Regions from separate parts of the Homo sapiens genome. Here region 1 is linked to region 2. The links are chromatin loops, found by intact Hi-C in ENCODE. Cell type or tissue: heart right ventricle. All regions are shown on one strand. Each heading gives the region's core, and the rest is flanking DNA. Links, peaks and the distances in the headings are about the cores only.

The links. A loop is a pair of places that touch in the nucleus more often than their neighbours do. Peaks named below come from ENCODE experiments on the same cell type or tissue, not always from the same donor. Only the 100,000 strongest peaks of a DNase experiment are listed, where the experiment ranks them.
Region 1: it touches region 2 in a loop (2.9-fold over the local background); 6 of 110 quality-filtered maps call a loop at or near these places.

What each region holds. Positions count from the first base shown.
Region 1 is chr14:24,814,232-24,822,570 of GRCh38, reverse strand. STXBP6 (syntaxin binding protein 6) reads left to right here. Exons shown (of 6, transcript NM_001394410.1): 5 at 3,377-3,534. LOC124903293 (a long non-coding RNA gene) reads right to left here and starts at 4,213. Exons shown (of 2, transcript XR_007064089.1): 1 at 3,678-4,213; 2 at 1-3,581. In heart right ventricle, for the core only: a CTCF peak has its summit at 4,584 (motif pointing left); DNase peaks (open chromatin) are centred at 4,653, 5,327 and 6,166; H3K27ac peaks cover 4,440 bases.
Region 2 is chr14:25,106,643-25,114,981 of GRCh38, reverse strand. No RefSeq gene overlaps it. Among named protein-coding and RNA genes, the nearest start is that of LINC02286, 45 kb to the left of the region's middle. In heart right ventricle, for the core only: no CTCF peak of the experiment used is centred there; a DNase peak (open chromatin) is centred at 3,801; H3K4me3 peaks cover 2,040 bases; H3K27ac peaks cover 2,555 bases.

The sequences.
Region 1 (8,339 bases), core at 88-8,087, 290 kb after region 2:
ACAAATTAAATCACTCCCTTAAAGTCATTCTGCCAGTTGTGTCAACATAATAGTGCCTGGCACGTAGTATGTACTTCATGAATAGTTTTGAATGTTGAATAAATCTTTCAGGGAAGCAATTTTCAACATACACCAAGAGCCTAAAAATGTTTGTATGCTTTGAACCAGCAATTTTATTTCTAGTAATTATCATAGATGTGGTAAAGATTGTGTGTATATGTGAGGCAAGAGGATGGTAAAAAGGCAAGAGTGTAGAGAGCTGTATAGGAGGTGACCTTTAGTTGTATGGGATAAAAGTGAGGAAGGTGTCTAGACTAGACTCCCAGATTTCCGGCTGGATTCAGGACCTGGGCAGATATTGGGGTTGTTTGCTAAGTAGGGGACCCAAAGGAAAAACAGGTGTGGAGGGAAAAGATAATGAGTTGAGGTTTTGACTTACTGAACTTAAGATGACTTTGGGTCATTCTGTTGGACTTTTTCCATAAGAAAACCTATGGGCCTGGAGCTCAGCAGCATGACCTAGTGAAAGATAAGGATTTGGTTATGGAAGTCAGGAGCTGGATGAGATTGCTCCAGAGAGAGTCTGTAGAGTGCAAAGGAGAAGAGAGTGAGGGAAAGAACCCTGGGATTACAGTTTGAGCAAGAGGATCCCAGATAGAAGAAAATAAGTCAGCAGAAGATCTAAGTCAATAGAGGAAAAATATTAAAGATTTAGGGAATGGTCAACAGAGCGAAATGATGCACTCTGAGAATTTGTAATCCAGCTGGGAAGTCATTGCATCTACAGGTGAAAAAGTCAAGTAGGAGAAGAGTTGCCCGTGATTGTACTTAATTAAGTACCCAAGAAGGATATAGATATTATTTAGGGAGTTGAGTGGAGGGAGAGATTGGAATTGACCTGAAGCTTAATAAAGGTGATGGGACTTCACTGTGCCTAAAATGTGGGTAGAATTGAAACTGGAAGAGGTTATTTCAACCAAGGAAATGAAATTTGTTCGAATTCATCCTGATGCCTGAAAATAACTGAAGGTGGATTTCCTATTGGCAGTAGTCAGCAATGTCATCTTTCAACAGTGAAGACAGCATCTGGTTCTCTATGAGTTATAATGTCTCCTGTTAAACAGTATCATATAAAACTGAGTGTGATGTTACCTGACATCACGTGCAAGCTTAATTTCAAGCAACAAAGCAGCAAGGCTTATGTGTAGTAGGTTCATTCCAGAAACACGAGTGAAGATCATGCAGGTTAATTCCAGTGGGAAAAGGCAAGTCTTGGTTATACACCCTCTTAATTTTATAGCAGCTAATTCTAAAATCCTTTTGATTTAAGGAAGCTATTCCTAGTGGTGAAGTTGCAGCTTCCCTGCCCTATCTTTTCCCAGTCCTCTGGTGGCTCAGCTGTGAATATATGGAAGGAGGCAGGAAAAGGAGATTTTCTTGTGCCCTCTCCCAACTCCTCTGCGCCCTTCCCCATCTTCCTGTTCCACCCCATTGGCCTCTTCCTTTTTTGAGAAAACTTGACTTTCCATGTGGCATGGGTAATAACTCTTAATTTACCAAGAGGAGTACCTTGAGGACAGAAACGGTCAGGCGTTACCTTGGGAAATAACCTGTCAAAACCTATCTGTATGCTAGTCTGCGCACAATTCTGTCTTAGTGATTGCTTCTCTGAACCAACACCATATCTGCAAAGAACAAGGTAGAGAATAAGGAAAAGTCACTGGGAAACCAGGCTCAAGTGCTATCCATGTCACTTCCCTAGTGATACGGTATTGTGCAAGCCTCTTAACCTCTGCTAGTCTCAATCCTATCAGCAGAATTGTGACAATCAAGTGAGATAATATTCGTGAAGGTGCTTTATGATTGCAAAGTGCTATTCAAGTGTTGAGCAGCATGGATGGGTTATTATCATAGTTATGAGTATGATATGAAAGCAAAGGGGACCAAGATTTCTCCTCCTAAATCTGTTCTGAAGACCCAGACCTTTCATTCCAACCTTGCATTCAACCAGATTTGCCTAGAACTGCATTTCCTCTGCTCCCTATTTATCTGTGCTGATTTATCTTGGTTCATGTAGTGCTTGATGCAACTGAGTAACACTGAGTTAACCCCATTCTCCTCCCCTCAGTGCATAATTGAATCCCTTGAAATCCACCATTAAAGAAGAAAAATGGAAAAACATTTACTAAGTGCTTCCTCCAGTCCAGGCACTTTCTTTGCCTGAGATCCTTTTCCACAAACCACAGACTGTGCCCACAGAGGAGAAATTAAGAACCCTTTGCAGCTGAGACCAGTGGAAATTGCGTTTCTATTAAAAGCTATCTGTGGCTAGATGTATCCATCCCAGGTACAAAGTTAAATGATGTAATAAACTTATTCAAAGACATAAAGTCATTATATAAAATGCCATTAAATATCTCACACTCAGTGTTAACAAAATACAGCTATAAATTTCCTTTGGTTGTCATTTTGCAAGTTGCTATTTCTCAGTGATTTATGCATTGGCAAGTTCTTCACTATTGAATTTTGCTGCCCAGTCCCGGCAAATGGGATGTCAGGAATGCATGACCCTCTGAGATGCAATGGCTTTCAACCTTCTTGGTATCACCACTCCTGAGTTTGGGAGTACCAAGTTTCTTCTAGGGCTGGTTTCTATCACTGTTTTGTACCTGCTGGTTAAGTATGGTCCTGAGGCTCCGTATTTCACATACTAGAGATCAGAGGTAAGGAGTCCCAACCATCCGAGCCATGGTACAGAATCCAAGGTTGGGAGCAGACACATCTACTCTGAGCTTTGAGACTGGATCATAGCTCTTACATGAAGCTGTACATTTTGGGGTGTTCTTTACTTGCTGGATGAAGGGGTAAAATGAAGAAGAAGCATTGGAAGGAATATAGAGCATTCTATCTAGAAAAGTTCTGTGGTCCCAGTTTTCCTATGGTTATTCACCGAAACCACAGGTCAAAAGGAAATAACATAAGATCCAGATATGTCTCATTGAACTTGCCTAATTCTGTGAACTTGTCAACGTTTTCATTTATCTTTGCAAGCCAAGTTGTAAATCCAGACAGGCCCCATCCTTTTGAGCCTCCACAGATAGAATACTGGCAGAATGGAAATGACTGGCATGTCAGTGATGAGTTTATAGAGAAGCATTTAGGATTTTCCTAGGTCCTGCAGTCAGTGGGTGTTCTTGCTGCAAGTGCGTCAGTCAAACCCAATCAAAAGAAATGTCGGCTTGTTTCCTAGACACTAGACGAGCGGCCTTTCTGCAGTGTGACCTGCCTTCCTCTTACAGGATACTCACCCTGCCGGAGTCTGGTCACTGTGGGTCAGCTGAGCCAGTTTCTGATGCTCCTGCTCTCCTCCTTTCAGGAAACAGCATCCTCCATTCAGCTGCTGACAGCGTGACCAGCGCAGTGCAGAAGGCAAGCCAGGCCTTGAATGAGCGTGGAGAGCGATTAGGCCGAGCAGAGGAGAAGACAGAAGACCTGAAGAACAGCGCCCAGCAGTTTGCAGAAACTGCGCACAAGGTGGGCCAAGAGAGGAGCAGGCTTCTCAGCTCTGGGGTGTTGGGGAGCTACAGTGCCAAGAAACTTTATTTCAGTATTTTCCTGTGATGAGAGATATAAAATTAAGCTATTTCCCCTTTATGTAATTCCCATCTGCTACTTACTAAACACCTGAGTCGTGGAAAATTTCTTCTTGTACCTGGTTTCTTTGGCTCTTTTCTAATGTCCTCAGCCGTATCTCTGACCTTCTGACCTTGGATCTTTAGGAACTATGGACCATCTTTAGTTCCTGCTCAGAAGTTTAGGGCTCAAGTATCGAGGCACAGAACAGGGGGTCGGGGAGAAGAGATCAGGTCTTCGAATATCCCTGCCCCACTTAGCCAACACATGGAGGACGTGAGGCTGCTCGTGCTTGCTTTTCCATCCTGTCCCTTTCTCATCCTGAGTGTAGCAGTGTGTCCTTATCTCTTCACCAGACACAAAGCAAGCCCCAGTCCCAGGGAACTACGCACCTCGGGGCTAGTTTTCCCTCGGAGAGGGGTCGATTGTTATTTCAGGGCCTCAATTCTGGGGCTCTGAGCTTGACCGGACCAGCGCTGAGCTGTCAGCAATACTCCCTGCTGCCCCTGAATCCAGAGAAGGGCATTTCCTGCGTGACTGAGTGCGCACTCTGCACATTCTCATACTCGCTGAGAACTGTGCCTTTTAGAAGGGAAAGGGGCAGTTTTTATTGGCAGCCAGCTATCTAAGGCAGTCACAAACCAAAGGAAAGAGAGGCCCTGTTGGTCAGGTGATAAAGAGGATTTATTACTGTTGTTGTGCTTCAGATCAAAGGGCAGTTTTTTTTCTGGTTAGTGGTTTGAATTTAGCCTTCCAGAAACAACATCTGCTGATGACTTGTGTTGGCATGTCAGGCTTATGATCTGGCCCTTCAAATACACTTTTCAGGTGACCTTTCGGGGAAGAAAATAACTGGCTTTAACAGAAACACCACTTCTGCTGAGGAAACAAGGATGGATAACCTAAAAAGCAATGAGAAGAATATTCCCAGCTGAGTTGCGGTGACCTCTTCTGGAGGCTCACGCTCAGGTCCAGCTGGGGATCCAGCTCTAAGTGGATGACTCCTGCCTTCTCTTCCTGCATCCCCTTTGCACAGCGCTGTCTTGTCATCTCATTCATTCTCTGTCGTGACAGGGTCTTACTGCACTGTTGCCCGTGGGGCCCATTTCGAGTTCCTTCAAGGAGAATTGGCTAGATCTATCTGAAAATGCAGACAGCCCTGCTGGAGGCCAGAGCCTCAGATTGCTGCTGTTGGTGCAGAGGCAGAGAGTGAACTTGGATTGAAGGTCTCCCTAGTTCCTTCCTCCTTTCTCCAGCCTCTGTGACACAGAGATAATGATGACATGGAAATGCTGGCATTACAGCCTCAGCTTCTTTAACAACAACAGCAGCTTCCGTGATTTCAGTGGGAGACGGATAGTGGAAATCTGGGGAAACATTTAAGTTGTTGAGTTGGGTAGAGGAGGCTAAAGGGAATAACTTTATAACAGTCTTCAGTTCTGGGAAGGGTGATGGTACAGGCATTTTTCTTTCATGTCTTCCCACACAGAATAGAGCAATCAATAGTGCACTGATAAAATTCTGCTAAAACAAGAGTTTAGGTTAATGATTAAACCATGAACCAGGTTACCAAGGAAGATTGTAAAATTGCTCTTCCTAAGGTGGCATAGACAATACCTGGATGTCGTCCACGTAGGCGTCCCTCCCAGAGGGGGCTGTACAAACACTGGATTGGATAACCTAACCAGATGGCCTGAATTCTTGGCCCTGGTAGCCCTGTTTCCCTGATACTGTGGCCAAGTTTGCGAGGCAATTGGGAAAGCAATATGGAATAGTAGTTAACATCTTGTGTTTGAATATAGCGCTGTCATTTACCATCTTGGTGACCTTGGGCAAATGCTTAATTTCTCTAAGCCTCAGTTTTCTCATCAGTAGAATAGAGCACTATTCTTTATGAGAATAGTACCTACGTACTAGAGTGTTCAGAGAATTGAATGAGTTCAAAGCTATTAGCACAGTATGTAGCACATATAAATCTAAATTACTATTATTTGTAATCATTTTCATAAATTTTTTTTCTACTGACCCTGCCCTATTCAGTCACATAATGAGCACTGTAGAGGGATTGGAGAATTGATACTGGTGATTGAGGATCCTCAACACAGGGACAGGGAAGGAATGGAGGAGAAGATTTTGTGCCTCCCAAACCCAAAGGGAAAGGGGTGTGGGAGGGCCCTCATGCTAAATGTTGATACTATCTAAACACAGATCAGCCCTTGAAACAGGACCCATCAGGATAGAAACTAATGCGGCCACCAAAGGCAAAGGGGTCTCTGGCTTGACCAGTGGGAAAATTTATGCCTAGCAGTTACCTGCTTTCACTCGGGAGGGGTGAGGCGTGGACAGCTTGTGTTTATTTTGGTTTCCCCTCCCTCAGGTCATCTCGGGGGGAAGAGGAGGGGTTACTAGTGTCTGTTAATGTGTATGAGAGTGAGAGAGTGTCATGGCCAGACTTGCAGTTGTGTGAAACTGGGATGTGTGCCTATGAATCACTGGCACTGGCAGTATTCCTAACAAGCAGATTGACCTCTTTAGATAAGGTGTGGCTATTTTCCCAGGGACCAGGACTCTTGATTTGGACCTGCTAGCATAGGCTGACCATGAAGCTGTCATTTTACTGGACAAGCCACAGCCAGGCCTGCTGGTGAGGGGAGAGTTCAGAGATGGAACCCAAGCATTCTACCCCCTAGACAAGCATGGCTCTGTTGACTCAGAAGGAGTAAGCTGTGCTTACAAGTGGGGGCCAGAACACATGGCAGAGTCCTGAGCTGAAAATGGCAATGCCAGGTGGCAGCTCCTAGAGCTCCCAGTTGAATAAGGGTGCCGAACCCCAGCTGGAGAGTTTGGCACACCTTTGTAGAGTCCAGTAGAAAATAACTTGGCCTTCTAACTTGTTCCAGGACTCCTGCAGTGACCCAGGTGCAAGAGTCAATGGATCACTTTTGCACAACCCTGACTTCAAAATACGCAGGTGCTTGTTGTCTACAGTGCAGATAGAAAATGATCCTTCCGCCCTGCCTTCCTAGACTGACTCCCCCACCTCCACTCTGGTGAGCCTGGTTTGAGGAAATGTGGTCCTTTCTTGAGCTCCGGGCTTCATGCAAAGTTAACCTCAGGAAAGTGCACCACAATCGCAGAAACAGATCTGCTCACTTTCCCTTGCCAAAAAGCACAATGTTGCAGCAGACGCAATGCTTTGACGGCCCCGCCATAGTCAGTGAGTCAGTAGACAAGAGCATTACCCACACTCAGACATCCTCAGATGACATTTCTTGCAGAAAAAAACATTGACTTGCCCTGTTTTGCACTAGCCTACGTGTGTGGGGGAAGAAAGGGCGTGTGGCCTTTCTCTCACTGCGAGGGAATGGCTGCCTCTATCCTTACTACCTAAGGAGCTCAGGTCTGGGTCTTCGGAGCACAGGTCTTATAATATATAATATTATATTATTATAAAATAATACTATTATGTTATAATAGTATTATAAAAAATAAAATACATGATTTTATTATTTATCAACAGTAATATATTGATACTATATCTGCCTGGTATCAGTCATGATTTTATTATAATCATTTTTTAGGTTGAGTAGGTTACATGCATAGCATTGAAAGAGAACTCTTTCCATGAGATATTAAGAACACAAAATATATCAAAAGGAAATTTGAAATTTTAACAACTCTGACACCTAAATTTATCCATTGGCATTTAGCGTTGGAGACTTTTTTATAGACATAAGAGGAGGCTGAGGTGTGGAGCAGCTGTGACTTTAGAGCTCAAGGTCATACAGCAGATTTGCAGCAGCAGGTATCCTGACCTCATTTCATGCAGTGCTCTTTCTGCTCTACCTCCCTGCCTTCCATATTCTAACGCTCCTAATTCCTAGGGAATTTTTAAACAAAAACTAAAATGATACTACTTTCTTAGTCCATTCAAGCTGCTATAACAAAATACCATAAACTGGGTGACTTATATACAACAGAAATTTATTTCTCACAATTCTGGGGGCTGGGAAGTCAAAGATCAAGGTACTGGCAAATCCTGTGTCTGGTGAAGGCCAATTGTTTGATTCATAGATGGCACCTCCTCATCATGTCCTCACATGGTGGAAGCGGTGAGGGGTCTCGCTTCAGCCACTTTATAAGGACACTAATCTCATTCATGAGTGCTCTGCCCTCATGACCTAACTACCTCTCAAAGATTCCACCTTCTAATAGTATCACCTTGGGGGTTAGGTTTCAACATAAGAATTCTGGGGAAACACAAACATTTGGACCATGCCAATACTCAAATAGCAAAATGTCCAGTCTTAACTGTATTTCTGCAAATCTTAGCTGGTCGTGGCCCGGGGGCTCCCCTTAGCTCCATTCCAGATGCACTGTCCTGGTTACCAGGGTCTGGTTTGAACAGCAGCATAATCACTGCTGAAAATTAATAGCTGTGGGTAAATTGGCACAAGCCCATTAGTTGAAAGTTAACAGCTCATTGAATACCAGGACAGCAGCACTGATCAAATATTTATGGTCAGTATTTATTATGCACAACACTTAACCACTCTGTGTTGATGTGATGGTCCATGTTGCTGAATAATGTATAAAAACTAGAAGCAGAGCAAGAAGTAGAGGCCGTAGAGTGATGAGGTTCAGAGTGTGGCCAGGAAGTGGTACAGATCTGAGCTAGAGCCCTGGCTCTGCCATTTGCACCAACC
Region 2 (8,339 bases), core at 185-8,184:
CCTTCTCTTCCCCCAAAATAACCATTAAAGGATACATGTTCTTCCTGGCCTTTCTCTGTGTCACACAGAGGTATATGAGCACATAGGTATATCATTTTTGTTGTTCTTATTAACTTGCTTTTTGCACTCAATACATCCTGGATATCCATCCATGGAAGTATAATTAATTCAACCACCTTTTTAATTGGCTTTGTAAAGGGAAAAATGCCCTGTGATTTGTTTAACTCCTCCTTTGTGAATGGATATTTACTTAGTTTCATTTTTTTTTAAGTATATAATGATTAATTTCACTTGCTTTTTCCTGATCAGTTTCAACATTGGGCATATTCTCATGCTATATTGTGATGCTTCCTTTGAAGGCTATTAGGCTCCTGTGGATCCTTTGGAAGGTTGCTGTGGTCATCAGTACACAGTATCAGGCCACCTGGAGTTAATCTGGAACAAAGCAAACTGAGATTCTGGACAATGGAGCAGAACCATCCTTCATTCTCCCCTGGGCATCTCCCTATCTACCCATAGGCTTCCTCTTCCCTCTGTGAACTAACACAGAGGCTTGTGGGACTTAAATCGATAGTTCTCATGGGGCAAGTCATCAAGTTTGGGGAATATCTTAGTCTTCTTTATTCCTCAATTTATGGAAGAGTATTGGGCAACAATCTCTGAGAATTCTCAAAATGGCATTTAAAAAAGAACATGGATTTTAGAGACAGACAAATCTAAATCCTCCGTCTGTTAAATTCCTGATCTTGACCAAAACATTAAACATTTGTGTTAAGGGTGCTCCCAGGATTGCTGCAAGAATTAAATAGAATATTAGATGCTCAATAAATTTAAGAGTTCCTTTCATCTTCTTGTCTCCTTCTGTGTAGTGCCCTTGAATACCTGGGTCTCTCCTTCAACCCAACAAGGCATCAGTGCCAGCCAATATAGTCTTGCCCTCTCCTTGAATCATGGACTGGAGGCTGCTATTTGGTCTCGGTTCAGTCAGCTGATTTCTCTGAAGACTGGGTTTTTGTCCTTGCTCTTCTTTCACCTCATGTTTAGAAAGGAAAGATTTTCTTGAAGGACACTACTCCACCTAATTGTCCCATCCTTGTTTCTCTAAAACTTAAAAGCCTCTGGATTCCAAAGCCTACCTGACATTGGATCAAAATTCCCAAGCTTAGATTTAGACTTGACCTTCTCTTATTCATCATTCCTTTCGTCTCCCCCCACCCCATCATTCAGTCTCCATTTATGTTTCTGTGCCCCCATTCCCTCCAATCTGTGCCCCCATTCCCTCCAATTCCTGTGCTGGTTCTACCATAGCTTTCCTTTGCTAGAACAATGAGGCATTGCCATGCAGTCCATTAGGCTCCCAGAAGTTCACCTGGGCTGACTGTTTATCTTGGTTCTAGTAAATAATGCTGATAAAGAGAAGGAAGTAAAGTTGTCCAAGAGAAAGGTATGTTTCTCTCTCCTCTCTGTCCCTCTTTCTTGCCTATTAGTCACTCATGGTACAGGAAGCTCCCCTTTCTCCCAAATTGGGAAAATTTATCAGTCTATGGAGATAAATCTCTGACAAAGTCAAATAAATCAATGAGCATACAATTGCTTATTATGGGAGCAATGGGCAAGAGCAGAAAACAAAAATAGCCATTAATATTCCTCAGGTCTGAGATCAAGTTAAAACCTTATAGAAACTAATCAAAGCTTTCACCTTTTTATATTTGTACCTGGCTCTGTTATTATTAGAGTTATATATAAGTGCTTTTCTGAAACATATGCAAATATGATTGCCCGAATGGCAGAGGCATAATGTCAAGCATTCTGCTTTCATTAACAAATCTATCAGAACTTGCCCCTTAGCTTTATCACTAAGACCGTTAGTGTCTTTAAGTATTAAATAATCATAATAATAAAGAAGGAAAATGTTGTATATAATTTGCAGAGGTGCTATCTGTATTCATTAGGATATTATTTCAGCTGTTTAAACAGAGACCAAATCACAATAGCTGAAAACTAGATAAAAGGTTATTTCTCTCATTAAAGTTCAATCGATAGGTTCAGCAGGTACACACTGTACTCCACAAGATCACCCAGGGATCAAAGCTCCTTCTATCTTGTTTTGTCATTTCTTACAGTGTTGTTCTTGTCATGGTCTAAACCAGCTTACCCCACTGCCACATTTATCCATCAGCCTATGGGAAAAGGGAAAAAGGATGTGGAAGGTAAGCAGCTTCCTTTTGGGAACATGATCTAGAATTTTGGACGTTATTTCTGCTCACATGCCATTGGCCAGAACTTGATTGTGTGGCCACACCTTGCTAAGAGAAACTGTGAAATGTAATTTCTAATTGAACAGTCATGTGTCCACTTAGACCTCAGGTGGTTCTGTTACCAAACTTCACCGTGCCACATATACAACTTCTATCCTACTTAAAAATATATATTTTAATAATCATTTCCCCATGCTGTTAATAAATCTTCATGAACATCATCTTTAATGACTATGTAATGGTTGTACCTATGAAAGTATTTCCCTGCTGTCAAACATGTAGGTAGTTTCCAGTTGGGGATTTTATACATAGTACTGCAGTTAATATCTGCCATATGAATCTTTATTTGCTTTTCTGGTTATTTCCTTGGTATTTATTCCTACAGGTAAGACTGTTTACTGAAAAGTTATACCAATTAACCTTCTCCTCAGAAGCAAATGAGGGGGCTACATTTTACACCACCATCACTTGCAATAATTTGGTCTTATTTTTTATCTTTGCAAATTTGAACAATTTAAAATTATATCTAATTATAATTTTAAATTTCATTCCTTTAATTATTAGTGCATTTATTACTCATGAATTTTAACATGTTTCTGGTATTTATTAATTATTTGTATTATTTCTCTTAAGAATTCATCTTTGCCCATTTATTATCTTAGCTTTTTTCCAACTGTAGAACAAGATAGTAATAGTACCTGCATAATAGGGTATGGTGAGAATCAAACAAGAAAAGGAATGACAGAAACTTTGTTTCTTCTGGTTTCTTCTGAACAAGTTCTTCAGACTTGGGCTCAGTCTATGTTGTAGCTACAATGGAGTGGTCTGAAGAGCCCTCATCACTCTGCCGCACAACCCCATCTTATTTTCTTCATCGTACTGATGATGATCAAAGATTCTATTTTTCAATGGTTTACTTATTTTTGTCCCTCCCCTTCCCCACTAGAACCAGGCCCTGGTCTCTCTTCTCTACTCATATTTCTTTATCACCAAAACAGCATCTGCCACACAGTAGATGCTCAATTAATATTTTCTAGATAAATAAATAAACCTCCTTCCCTCACTGCCAGAATCTCTTGACCTTGTTAAAAACTTAGGCATAGTCTTCAATTACCTCTTTGACAAAGACAAGATGTGATGCCCCCAACAAACCCTCCCACATTCATGCATACTCACTGACTCATGCTTCTAGGCTCTTCTTGCCTCAGCCCCCATCTGTCACGCTTACAATCCCAATTCAAAGTGCCACCATCAGTTGCTCTCTAACATTCCACTGAACTGCATCACACATCTGGCATGGTTTCTACTAAAACATACAAGTTTCTAATTAGGAGTAGTCTCTAATGTAGTCTCTAATCAAGAATGAAAAGAGAAGGCAAAAAAGAGGAGAAGAACTCTGATCTGGCTGACTATAAAATGTTATCCTCATGCAGAAAGGAATGTGGCTGCCTGACTTTCTGGTTGGAATCTGAGAGCTAGCAACAGGCTGTGTTGGTAACAGAGAGCTTTTTCATATCCTCTGCCAGATGATGTGTACTTTTCCACACCACAGGGTGGAACAAATGGAATCCATGACTGTGCTTCTCAATCCAACACCACTGATGTGGCAGGATTTGGAAATTCTCAAGTCCAGCACGTAGTCTTTCCTGCTTATCAGAGCTTATCCTGCTTATCAGAGCTGCTGCAATTAAAAAATATATACTTGTACATTTTGAGATGGATTTTCATGGGGTGTTAGGAGAGAACAGATGTGGTCCCTCTATCTAGAATAAAAGTCTAGTTAATGTCAAATTTTAAATTTGCTTTATTTAGCATGCAGTAAGAGGTATCGTACATTTTTTTCTTCAATGACTTGTCCTGTTTTACTTTTGTTGCTTCAGAATTAATATGAATAGTTTCAAATGCATTTTAATATTTGAAAATTAATTCCACTTTAATTGGCAACTATTATGGTCTATAGGAATAAACGTTTTTGAGACCTAATAATTAAGGAATTAAATTTTAGAGTCTCTTTGACAAATTAAAAAGCAGGGAGAACATATTAATTGTTTTTGGAACTTAGGTCTGAATACTCCCTAATAAAAATGTGAGCTATCTTTCTGAAGTTCCCATGGAAGGCATACCTCCAGTTCTCTCAATTCCGAAGCCTCTCTCAAACTCTGCTTCTCTTCCTGCACATACTCAGTTCCTTTCTGAATTGAATGGAAGTCCTCTTTGGTAAACCTACTTCAAAAGTATGTTCTGACCACCCTTAACCCCAGATCTTCCCATCTTGAAACAAGGTAAAATACCCTCTTCTCTCATTGTTCTATTTAAAAGTGTCTATAAACTCATGAAAAGACTGCATGTTACTTTAGAGTCACACAAGACACATTTTTTACTGGAGATTCACTGGCAAGGGAATAAGTGGTTGGCCAGATAAATCTTTTCATGTGTCCCATTGTCTCACTATGTCCTAAATGTTCATTCAACGAGGCTGTCTATTGTGGCCAACATTCAGCATGCCTGCAACTAAAGCAGACTTTGTTGTTACTTCAGTCTTTTCCAGATACGGCCTGGGATTTACATCTGGGGAGCAAGGATATAGCAGCCCAAGAATAATTAGATGGGGCAAAATATTTACCCTGATGAATAAGGCACTGACATGGCAAGCAAACCAAAATATCCCCAGTCACAGATACAATGACAAACTCTCTCTCCAAGTCCTCCTGTCCTACTGTTGTTTGAGTGATTATACCTAATTCCATCTCAATTCCTCTCAATGTTCCTCACAAATTGATGACCTAATACTTCATGCCAGGATATTCTTGGTTATACTGGATTTCTAAGGCATTTTAATTATCATTATGCGTTCAGGGATACTGATTTCTACAATACAGAAAATGTTGAAACTTACAAGTCTGTGAAACCAGAACTTACAAAACCTATCTTGTTCTGAGTAGCATTGAAACTGTCAAGGGATAAATTGGTATTTAATAAAATTATCTTTTTATTATTACCATGGGAACTCTCCACAGTACACAAATACAGATGCTGACAAGGAATAAAATACCCAGCACCTCTGGCATATATTAATATAAAGGCAACGTAAAAAGACATACAAATATACAAAATTCTAAAATAACTACTCAGGACAATGTTTAAAAGTTTCCAAGGTTTTCAGTTTAGAAGACCAATTTTTTACAAAGTTCTAGTATGTCAACAAAAGTGGGTATCAGTAAGACCTAGCCCAGTAGCTAATGAATCTGGAAAATTCAATCTAAACAGGACTGTCTTTTTTCCATAGTAATTTAAAAGACATTACATATCAGATGTTCCAAGATTATTCTTCAGAAGAGTTCAGAGAAATGGCTTTGATAATGACAGCTTTGAATGTGGGCAGATCTTCATTTCTAAGAGGAAATCTGAAACTAGGTTGTGGCAGTGACAGTCACAGGATCCTACAAGCAAGGTCACTGTTAGGAAAGTCAGTAGCATGCCATCCTCTCAGCTGATAGGAATGGGGCCTTGGGCCTGAAATACTTCCTTACCAAGAGATAAAGAGTCCTCACGGCCTGTGCTGGACTTGTCGCCTTGGGTGGGAATATCTTTCCCTGTTTCAGACTCAATGTATGCTCCTTTGTTCTGCATAAGCATGTGTGTTATTTGGCACCTGGCCAACCCCATGATTATATCTGTTCCCTGTGGAAAGGGAGTGGCATTCTTCCAATATAGCACAAGAGGGGTGTGTGCAGGCCAATGACCCTGTGCCAGCTGCCAGGAGGGACCCCCTGGCCATGGAGGACCAATACCTACCACTGAAGCTGACCTCACTCCATCTCTTTTCTTTATGAGTGAAGCATTGCTCCATCCAGTACTTCACTGCTTTGGGTTTTCCTTGGAGACTCCAATACCAAGATGCAGTGGGCAGAAGTGCTCCTACTTCTGCTTCTGATAATAGGCAACAGATGCCACTTGCTTGACAGTCATGCTTTAGATGCGGCAAGAGTCCTGCCTCATAAGCACCTTAGAATGAGAATAAGTTGAAAATGCTAAGCTAGCTGCAGTAGCAGATGAGCTTCCAAGTTATCCTGCAGGACTTGTAACATCACATAGACATCACTAAGATGGGTTCATCCAGAGGAGATGTGGAGGGAACACTGAACACTGTTTGTCTTGAAGAAGTTGTAGAAACTCCTAGGAAAAGCAGTGTACTGACCTGGATTTAATTTGTGAACCCAACCCAACGGTGAGCCAACAATGAACTCACTGAGTTGCAATAGGCCATCGAGGCCATGTGATCTAAACATTTGCATCATTATTTCACAGAGGCCAGCCTGCCAAACAGCTGTATCAGAATCCACCTGGGGGAACATTCTTTTTTTTTTTTAAATACTTTAATTTCTGGGATACATGTGCAGAACATGCAGGTTTGTTACATAGGTATACACATGCCATGGTGGTTTGTTGCACCCATCGACCCATCATCTACATAAGGTATTTCTCCTAATGCTACCCCTCCCCTAGCCCCCCACCCCTGACAGGCCCCAGTGTGTGATGTTCCCCTCCCTGTGTCCATGAGTTCTCATTGTTCACCTCCCACTTATGACTGAAAACATGCAGTGTTTGATTTTCTGTTCCTGTGTTAGTTTGCTGAGAATGATGGCTTTCAGCTTCATCCATGACCCTGCAAAGGACATGAAGTCATTCTTTTGTATGGCTGCATAGTATCCATGGTGTATATGTGCCACATTTTCTTTATCCAGTCTATCATTGATGGGCATTTGGGTTCCAAGCCTTTGCTATTGTGAATAGTGCTTCAATAAATATACATGTGCATGTGTCTTTATAGGAGAATGATTTATAATCCTTTAGATACATACCCAGTAATGGGATTGCTGGGTCAAATGGTATTTCTGGTTCTAGACCTTTGCAGAATCGCCAACACATTGTCTTCCACAGTGGTAGAACTAACTTACACTCCCACTAACAGTGTAAAAATGTTCCTATTTCTCCACATCCTCTTCAGCATCTGTTGTTTCCTGACTTTTTAATGATCACCATTCTAACTGGCATGAGACGGTATCTCACTGTGGTTTTGATTTGCATTTCTCTAATGACCAGTGATGATGAGCTTTTTTTCATATGTTTGTTGGCCACATAAATGTCTTTTTTGGGGAAGTGTCTGTTCAGATCCTTCGCCCACTTTTTGATGGGGTTGTTTTTTTCTTGTAAATTTATTTAAGTACTTTGTAGATTCTGGATATCAGCCTTTTGTCGGATGGATTGCAAAAATTTTCTCCCAAACTGTAGGTTGCCTGTTCACATTGATGATAGTTTCTTTTGTGTGCAGAAGCTGTTTAGTTTAATTAGATCCCATTAGTCAATTTTGGCTTTTGTTGTCATTGCTTTTGGTGTTTTAGTCATGAAGTCTTTGCCCATGCCTATATCCTGAATGGTATTGCCTAGGTTTTCTTCTAGAGTTTTTACAGTTTTAAATGTTACATTTATGTCTTTAATCCATCTTGAGTTAATTTTTGTATAAGGTTTAAGGAAGGGGTCCAGTTTCAGTTTTCTGCATATGGCTAGCCAGTTTTCCCAACACCATTTATTAAATAGGGGATTCTTTCCCCATTGCTTGTTTTTCTCAGGTTTGTCAAAGATCAGATGGTTGTAGATGTGTGGTTTTATTTCTGAGGCCTTCATTCTGTTCCATTGGTCTATATATCTGTTTTGGTACCAGTACCATGCTCTTTTGGTTACCATAGCCTCGTAGCATAGTTTGAAGTCAGGTAGCATGATGCCTCCAGCTTTATTCTTTTTGCTTAGGATTGTTCTTTGCTATGCAGGCTGTTTTTTGGTTCCATATGAAAATTAAAGTAGTTTTTTCTTATTCTGTGAAAAAAGTCAATGGTAGCTTGATGGGGTTAGCATTGAATCTATAAATTACTTTGGGCAGTATGGCCATTTTCATGATATTGATTCTTCCTATCCATGAGCATGGAATGTTTTTCCATTTGTTTGTGTCCTCTGTTATTTCACTGAGCAGTGGTTTGTAGCTCTCCTTGAAGAAGTCCTTCACATCCCTTGTAAGTTGTATTC